3 separate regions of the Homo sapiens genome follow, and regions 1 and 3 are each linked to region 2. The links are chromatin contacts, found by Hi-C or POLR2A ChIA-PET in ENCODE. All regions are on one chromosome and are shown on one strand. The core of a region is the stretch at or near the end of the contact, and the rest is flanking DNA. Distances in the headings are between cores, read along the strand shown. Region 1 overlaps SGMS1 (sphingomyelin synthase 1). Region 2 has its middle 24 kb from the start of SGMS1-AS1. Region 3 overlaps SGMS1 (sphingomyelin synthase 1).

Evidence for each region. A loop is a pair of places that touch in the nucleus more often than their neighbours do. ChIA-PET counts read pairs that join two places held with the same protein, here RNA polymerase II (POLR2A). Pooled maps may share reads with other maps.
Region 1: a loop to region 2 is called in a pooled map, with 2.2 times the contacts of the local background. The contact joins two enhancer-like sites. A Hi-C loop is called at or near these places in 8 of 50 pooled maps. POLR2A ChIA-PET finds 5 or more read pairs at or near these places in 5 of 52 experiments (GM12878, activated CD4-positive, alpha-beta T cell, activated CD4-positive, alpha-beta memory T cell and 1 more).
Region 3: a loop to region 2 is called in a pooled map, with 4 times the contacts of the local background. The contact joins two enhancer-like sites. A Hi-C loop is called at or near these places in 15 of 37 single-sample maps with no recorded cell type and 11 of 50 pooled maps. POLR2A ChIA-PET finds 5 or more read pairs at or near these places in 4 of 52 experiments (activated CD4-positive, alpha-beta T cell, activated CD4-positive, alpha-beta memory T cell and activated T-cell).

What each region holds. Positions count from the first base shown.
Region 1 is chr10:50,395,694-50,398,401 of GRCh38, reverse strand. The region is part of intron 6 of SGMS1 (sphingomyelin synthase 1); the gene reads left to right. Among named protein-coding and RNA genes, the nearest start is that of ASAH2, 150 kb to the right of the region's middle. Within about 2 kb of position 1,266, at least 3 of the 41 ENCODE cell types and tissues checked have a DNase peak (open chromatin) inside an H3K27ac peak, as active enhancers do; they include GM12878, where a contact is called at or near this core.
Region 2 is chr10:50,647,425-50,650,124 of GRCh38, reverse strand. No RefSeq gene overlaps it. Among named protein-coding and RNA genes, the nearest start is that of SGMS1-AS1, 24 kb to the right of the region's middle. RefSeq lists enhancers at 1,078-1,137, 1,348-1,497, 1,518-1,677. Within about 2 kb of position 1,409, at least 3 of the 41 ENCODE cell types and tissues checked have a DNase peak (open chromatin) inside an H3K27ac peak, as active enhancers do; they include GM12878, where a contact is called at or near this core.
Region 3 is chr10:50,496,236-50,498,935 of GRCh38, reverse strand. The region is part of intron 3 of SGMS1 (sphingomyelin synthase 1); the gene reads left to right. Among named protein-coding and RNA genes, the nearest start is that of SGMS1, 130 kb to the left of the region's middle. Within about 2 kb of position 1,343, at least 2 of the 41 ENCODE cell types and tissues checked have a DNase peak (open chromatin) inside an H3K27ac peak, as active enhancers do.

The DNA.
Region 1 (2,708 bases), core at 17-2,516, 250 kb after region 2:
TTGGATTAAAAGCTAATATTTTTTAAAGGTTAGGATAATTTCATTTCATTATTTAATATTTCAAAATCTGATGATATGATCATATTTTGAAGTCATCTGATAGTTCCTGAAAGTATTTTAGATGTCTACTCCCTGCATTTATACATCTGTTTAGAGCCTGATTGTTTTTATATGGTGTGCTTATTTATTTTTTGTCATTGCACGTGAATAATTACTGTTTTCTGAAGACCTCTACTTTTTAAGAAGCTCCGAGAGAGTGGAAAAATAACCACCAAACTTGTCTGCCTCACTTTATTACTGAGAGAAAAAATTTGCAGAATGATATTAACTATATACTAAAATCTTAGCACACCAGAGTACAAAGTCAGGGACGGAAAACTTTCTGTGTGTAGCCTTTTGAAATGTATCTATAAGTAGAAGGCATTCCCAAGTCACATGCTGAAGAGCGGCGAAATGGCTTAGAGGCAGAGTTCTTAGGTGCCACTCTACCTATTTCAGGCAGATTCTGTCACCATCAGCCCTTCGTAGGTCACATAACTTACTTGATTTTAGTGACTTATTTAAAATCAGTAATTAACACCTCAAGAGGAAAAAGCTTTTCTTTAGAAGAAATAACAGATTTATCTTCAATACCTCTGAAACCTAAATGGTTGCTTAAGTAACAGCTGTTGCATTTTATCATCATTGGCAAACGGGAAAGGCAGCTTCCTCAACTTGTGTTTGTCTTCTAAAGGAAAAACCAAAGCAATATATAGCAACTGATGCTTATCCAGAAGAGATAACTCAGATGCACAGAGGCAAAGAGATGTGGACATCTAAATAAACCCAGACACTTTGTTCTTCAGAACTTTTAAACATAGGCATTTTCTCTCTCGGCGAGAGAGTGAGCTGTGATCAGTTGTGTGTGTAGCCAGGATGTTGCTAAAGCAAACTGACTTTATCTGCCTTGCACGCCTTCTCCTCTGCTTTGGTGTCATGCCTGTCTCCTTTCTAAGACCAGCTAACCATACTTGGTTTCTTCTGTCCTCTTTAACATCTTCATCTTGCTTTATTGTGCATGTGTATGATTTGAGGTTCTAGATCCTTGAACTGGGGAGTGACAACTTAGACACCCACAGAGACCACGTATCTATCCTACCTGGTCCTGCAGAGTGCCCTACACTGAGTGAGTCCTCTGTCTAAGAGTGCTGCTAACCATCTCCTCAAGGGCAGTTATCTGCCATTTGCAAAGAATGTACAAGTTCTCTAAATCTAGCAACTACATCAGAGATCTTAGATGATGATTCATTTGAAGAGAATGGGTTGGGAGTACTCATGCAAAGAGAAGAAGCATTTTTTTTTTGCTTTTGATCTTACTGCACATTAATTTTGAGTAAATTTGATAGTACAAATCAACCAACGGATATTCACATTTTGAGTGTCCCGTACTTGAGCTCCTGAGAGTGTGCAGAAGGGTGGAGTGCTTATCTTCAAGTAACACCGCCGGTTCACCACACAGCTTTCTTTTTAACAGAACACTGGAGGCTGCCGCTGTTGGGATGCATTGAGGGGAGGGGACCTAGCTACTTTTAAAAGAATCTTTGGGTATAGAAATTGGGGGAAGGAAGATGTGAAAAATAATGCCACTTGTGGGTGGGGTGGGGATGGATGTGAGAAGACAGACTGCTAAAAGCAGCCATGATTGGTGAGCACCTGCTGTGTGCCTAGACTCTACTAGGTACTCTGCAGCTCATTATCTCATTTAATCCTGTGAGTCAGGTGATGGTATCCATATTTTTATAGACAGGGAAACTGGCTTGGAAAGGTCAACACTTCCTCAAACAAACAAACAAAAACAGATGGAGTTAGTCTAATTCTTTCTATTTGTAACTAATTCGTCTTAAGATTAACATGTTCCTTCCTCTCTCTAGTTCCAAAATATCCCCCCTTCCACGGTCCTGAATTTTTTCACTTCTCTTTTGTATACTCTTGAACTGGAGGCATTTACAGTTGTGGAACATAGACCTTCTGAAATGCAAAACATCCTAGGGAAGAGAAATGTACCTTACTGTGTGGGTTGACTTTTGCCTTGCTTTGCTCAACTCCTAGCTGAGAATACCTGGACTTAAGATAATGGGGGCTGCACGTGGGAAGTAAAGAGAGGAGAAGAGGTAGTCTTTAAGCTTGGACCTCTAGAGGGGTGGGACTGGGAGCCCCACCCTGAGGGCTCAGAGAAGCAAAGACTCCTGAGGAGACAGCCACTAAAAGGAGGGCAAGATTTCACCAAAGGCTAACTTTTCCCCTTCTGGTTTTGTTAACGTTTTTCATCATGGAAAGGGAGGAAATGCACTGGAGGGTCCAGACCTTGGTTTAGTTCCTCTTTCAGTAGAATTGGGATCCTCAGATGAATGATGAATCGGTTAAGGGTGGAAATAACTTTTTCAGCAGTATACATACCCACCATAAACATTTTATTAACTTTAGAAACAGAAATGTTTAGGATTTCTCAATGTTTTATGTAGTGTCAAGGAATTTTCTTTTGAATATGGGTCCTCTGATTTGTGCCATTTCTTGTCTTTCCTGCACAAGCCCCACCCATAATCCTTCATCGATGTCCAGTCTTTATTTCTTTAAAGTGATGCCGGAACATCAAAACTTCAAAGCAGCCCAATACTGAATCCTTCCACATTTTAAGTTACATTTTCCTCGTAAGAATATTAAAGTTGTCT
Region 2 (2,700 bases), core at 160-2,659:
GGAGTTTGAGACCAGCCTGGCCAATATGGCAAAATCCTGTCTCTACTAAAAATACAAAAATTAGCTGGGCGTGGTGGTGCATGCCGCAATCCCAGCTACTCTGGAGGCAGAAGAATTGCTTGAACCCAGGAGGTGGAGTTTGCAGTTTTCTAAAGGGAAAGAAAACTATTAATATTTTCAAAATATTATCTCTATTATGCTTGTATAAAGAGTTCAGTAGCAATGAAAACCTGACCCATGGAAAATAGGAAAACTTCTTCCCTTTTCCCTCTTTCCCTTCTTGCCATCTTTCTTAAAGCCCATAGACTTCACAAATAACTTAGCAACTAAAAGGTCGTAGTTTTGGAAATGGAAGGCAGGTCATGTGATTCACTGGAATTTTAATTTTCATGGTAATGATAATAGCTGCCATTTATTTGAACTCTATGTACCAAGTATTGTGCTGAATTAATTTAATTTAATTTAATTAATTTAATTCTCCCCAAAGCGCTATTACTATACCATTACCCCCATTTAGCAGATGAGAAAACAGGCTCAGAGAAGTTAAGTAATTTTCCAAAATCCTATAGCTGGCACTGGAATTTAAAGCCAGTACCATTAGACTACAGGGTCCATGCACTGATTGACTACCCCTCCTAAACTGCCTTTTGATGAGGGATTCATATTTCTGTTTTCTTTGTAATTGCCACATAAGGCATTCAATAAAACACTACTTTATGCTCAGCTGCACTCAGTTTTGCAAGCTTCCAAGGATCCCTTGGTGATAAAGGAGTAATGTGGCACTTAAAACCTGGTCTGATATTGGCATGCACCCTAAAAATGCTGCTGGTATTACTGAGGGAACCAGCCGCTTGGGACTCTTACCTTCCTAATCGCTTCTTAAGGGAACTTGTAATGAATCTAATTGGAAGCATCTACTTAATTCCCTACAAGATAATATCACATAAACCAGAGCAAGAAAGGTGTTAAAATCAATAAATGAGAGAGAAAGAACTGAAAATATAGAGCTAAGGATAGGAGGGCAGGCAGGGCATTGTATATTTGTAGCTCAGGAGAAAAGTCTGGGGCACTTTTTGATAACTGCTGTATGTGCAAAAAAATGTGTTTGGGTGTGGGAACTATGAGGACGTATGTTCCTTTAGACATCTGATAATCTAAACTATGGTAATTTCTGTGGGTATCAGTGAAAAATCTGTGCTGCTGATCTGTTCAAAGTGCAGCACTATGGGCAGATTTCAGATCATACTGAGAATTGAGGCCGTGTGACTGTGATCAAGATTGTACTGGAGCCATCATTTGGTTATTCATTTACCCATTACGGAGTTGAGCTGGGGCTGGGCACGGTGGCACACACCAGCAATCCCACCACTTTCGGAGGCAGAAGTGGGAGGATTGCTTGAGCCCAGGAGTTTAAGACCAGCCTGGGCAACATAACAACCCTGTCTCTACAAAAAAATATTTTAAAAAATTGGGCTGGGTGTAGTAGCTCACGCCTGTAATCCCAGCACTTTGGGAGGCAAAGGTGGGTGGATCACTTGAGGTCAGGAGTTCAAGACCAGCCTGGCCAACATGGGGGAAACCCCATCTCTAGTAAAAATACAAAAAAATTAGCCACGCATGGTGGAGCACACCTGTAGTCCTAGCTACCCAGGAAGCTGAGGCACAAGAATCACTTGAACTTGTGAAGCAGAGGTTGCAGTGAGCCAAGATCAAGCCACTGCATTCCAGCCTGGGCAACAGAGTGAAACTCTGTCTAAAAAGAAAAAAAAAATTTAGCCAGGCATGGTGCCTGCCTGTGGTCCCGTCTACTCAGGAGGCTGAGGTAGGAGGATAGCTTGAGCCCAGGATGTCAAGGCCACAGTGAGCTGTGATTGCACCATTGTACTCTGGCCTGGGAGATGGAATGAGACTCTGCTTCTTTTTTTCTTTTTTTTTTTCTCCTTTTATGGGTAGGACTTGGGTGGGTGGAGATGATATGATGGGGATGGACATTAGAGGGGAAGTCATTAGTGAGCAGAGAGCTAAAGATGGGAAAACGCGGTGTGTGTTCCGGGGTATGGAGAGTTATTTTCTCCAGCTAGACTTTCAGAAGAAGGAAAGAAAGAGAGACAAAACCAGAAGAGCTGAACAGGATCAAATTGTGTAAAATGATGACTGCTAGGACCCCAGGACCAGTGCTCAGTGTGAACCACAGTGGCACTGGGAGGGCCTGGGAGTAGGAAAATCAGTGAGGAGGCTCTGAGCTTGGGTGGGGCAGAAAGGGTAACTTTTTTATGTTTGCTGCTTCCGAGGCTGCAGTAACAATACAGTCCCTCAGTCACCTCTTCCCTCATGGTTGTTCCCACTGTGTGTCTTGCTGGTTTCTCCTCTTGGTAAACCTCCACCATCCCCCGGAGTTGTATCTTTTGTCTTCCTCTCCTCCCCAACCATCTCCCTTCATTACATATCTTAAAAATGTCTTTTATTTTTATTTATTTATTTTTTGATATGGGGTCTCACTCTGCTGCCCAGGCTGGAGTGCAGTGGTGCAATCATAGCTTACTGCAGCCTCACCCTCCAAGCCCAAACAATCCTCCTACCTCAGCCTCCCAAATAGCTGGGACTCCAGGGGCACACTACCACACCCAGCTAATGTCCTTTTTTATTATTTTTATTTTTAGTAGAGACAGGGTCTTACTATGTTGCCCAGGCTGGTTTCAA
Region 3 (2,700 bases), core at 94-2,593, 150 kb after region 2:
CACTATTGGTGGGAATGTAAAATGGTACAGATGCTATGGAAAACAATATGACAGTTCCTGAAAAAAATTAAAAATAGAACTACCATATAATCCAGCAATTCCACTTCTGGGTTTAGACCTGAAAGTGTTGAAAGCAGGTTCTTGAAGATATGTTTGTACACCCCGGTTTATAGCAGCATTATTCATAATAACCAAGGAGAGGAAACAACCTAAATACCCATTGATGGATGAATGGGTAAACAAAATAGGATGTTTGCATACAATGGAATATTATTCAGCCCTAAAAAGGAAGGAAATTCTGACACTTGCTACAACATGGATGAACCTTGAGGACATTATAGTAAGTGAAATCAGCTAGTCACAAAAGGAAAAATACTATATGCTTCTACATATATGAGGTACCTAGTGTATTCATAAAGACAGAAAGTAGAATGGTGGTTTCCAGGGGCTGAGAGGGGAGTTACTGTTTAATAGGTACAGAATTTCTCTTTGGGATGTTGAAAACACTCTGGAAATGGATGGTGGTGATGGTTACACAACAATGTGAATGTACTTAAAGCCATAAAACTATATACTTAAAAATGATTAAGGTGATAAATTATGTTATGTATATTTTACCACAATAAAAATAATGCTTTAAAAAGAAAATAAGGATTGAAGTGATTGGTTGTGAATTCCTCTTCCCTCTGAATGATAAAAGAGATTTTATCCGATCACATCTTTCCCATGTTAAGTTACCATGATCCCCTCCCCCAAACAGCATTGCTGAAAAAGCAGGGGTGGTGGGCAAGTCATTGAGACCTTGAGTTATATTTCCCTAACTCCCAACTTGCTTGAAGTCTGTGTTCTCTTCATCTTGTCTTTTAAAAATGAGTGGGCTTTTCTTAGAAACCAAATTCCCTGGAGTGTGATATCAGCATACTTTTACTCTGAGAGTTTTTAGCAGCAGCTTTCTCAGCCTGAGAGGAAAAGCAAAATATAAAAATAACTTAGGGCTCACATTCAAATAGGTAAACAGATATGTCCAAAGTGAAACCTCTAACTGAAAGTCATGCATTTCAGTTAGGCACAGTGTTAGATGGTAGGTGGATGAATCATCTGGTCTGACCTGTCAACTGAAGGATCTGGAATTTTTTTTTTTTTAGATGAGTTTTGCTGTTGTTGCCCAGGCTGGAGTGCAATGGTGCGATCTTGGCTCACTGCAACCTCCGCCTCCCAGGTTCAAATGATTCTCCTGCCTCAGCCTTCTGAGTAGCTGGGATTACAGGCATGCACCACCACGTCCGGCTAATTTTTTGTATTTTTAGTAGAGACAGGGTTTCACTATGTTGGCCAGGCTGGTCTTAAACTCCTGAACTCAGGCGATCCATCTGCCTCGGCCTCCCAAAGTGCTGGGATTATAGGCGTGAGCCACCGCGCCCGGCCAGGATCTGGTATTTAATACTCACTTACCTTTTGGCTTCTCTTGCATAATCTCACTGGTTCTGTTCAGCTCCATATGGACAAGTTTAATATGATAGAACACTGAAGCTTGTTTGTCATGTCTTCCAGCTTTAACACTATTATGGGTTGTATAGATTGTAATTCTTGAAAAGATGAGTCCTCAACATTTCTTGTTAGTTGATAGCTATGTGAGCAGTATAGTGGTGAATGGAGCTCACACTGAAGTGCATAATGATCCTTATTAGACAACTTTGTAAGTTTGAAAATGTCATCAAAGGAGAATTAGGATCATCTGTCAAGGCTACCCTATTGTGGGGAAGAGAGGTGTGGGTGGAGGCAGAGTTCTCATCGTTAATCGTTGACACTTGGAGAGGTTTGCATCGAGCCTTCTGGACTTCATTCTAATGACAGTAGAGCTGTCTCTACATTTCAGTGTTGGAAGAAGGGTGGAGGATGACTTTACCATATCCCCCTTTTAAGATCACTTTTACCAGTGGGTGGAAGCTAGAGTGGAATTAGGGAGACCAAACAGGAGGCTGCTGTGGGTTTGTGTCTAAAGATGTTGGTAGTGACATTAGTTGACATGCATGGAGGACTACTTGGATGCCAAAAGCTTTATCCTTACTGTAGCTCTGTGAGCTATATAGATGGGTGACATTACTGGCACCATTTTGCGGATGAGGACATCCAGGATTAGAGAGGCTAAGCAGTTTGCCTAAGATCACACAGCTCATAATGAATTTGAGATGGTAGCCAGGCCTAGGTACTGGTAGAGAGGAGCTGTTTTTATTCTCCCAAAGCCATGGGATCACCTGGAATGTGATATAGGAAGGCCTAGGGTTGTCTTTAAACTGGGATCTGGGAGCCATTAGGCAGCTCTGGCCATGTCTGTTCCTACTTGGAATATATAACAGCTTCTGGACATTATTAAGTGGGCTGGCTTGTGTTTTGTTGAGGAACAGGACAAATGGGGCATTTACTAGTGCTGTGTGCCTCGTTGCTTTTCTGGGTAGTGTTTGGTGATGGGCATAGTGTGGAGTGGTGGTAGAGTACACAGTGTGATTCTGTCTGGTAAGGAAGCTGTATGTTGATGTTCACTGATGTGAATAGGTTCATACAGTCCCTTAGGCATTTGGCTGGAGGATAAAGAACAGCCATTGACCAGCAGAGTACTTTTTTTGAAGTTTATGCAAGACAGCGTGCTAGGTACTACTGCCAGCTTGACAATAAAGGCAGAAAGACATTTAGAGCCATTAA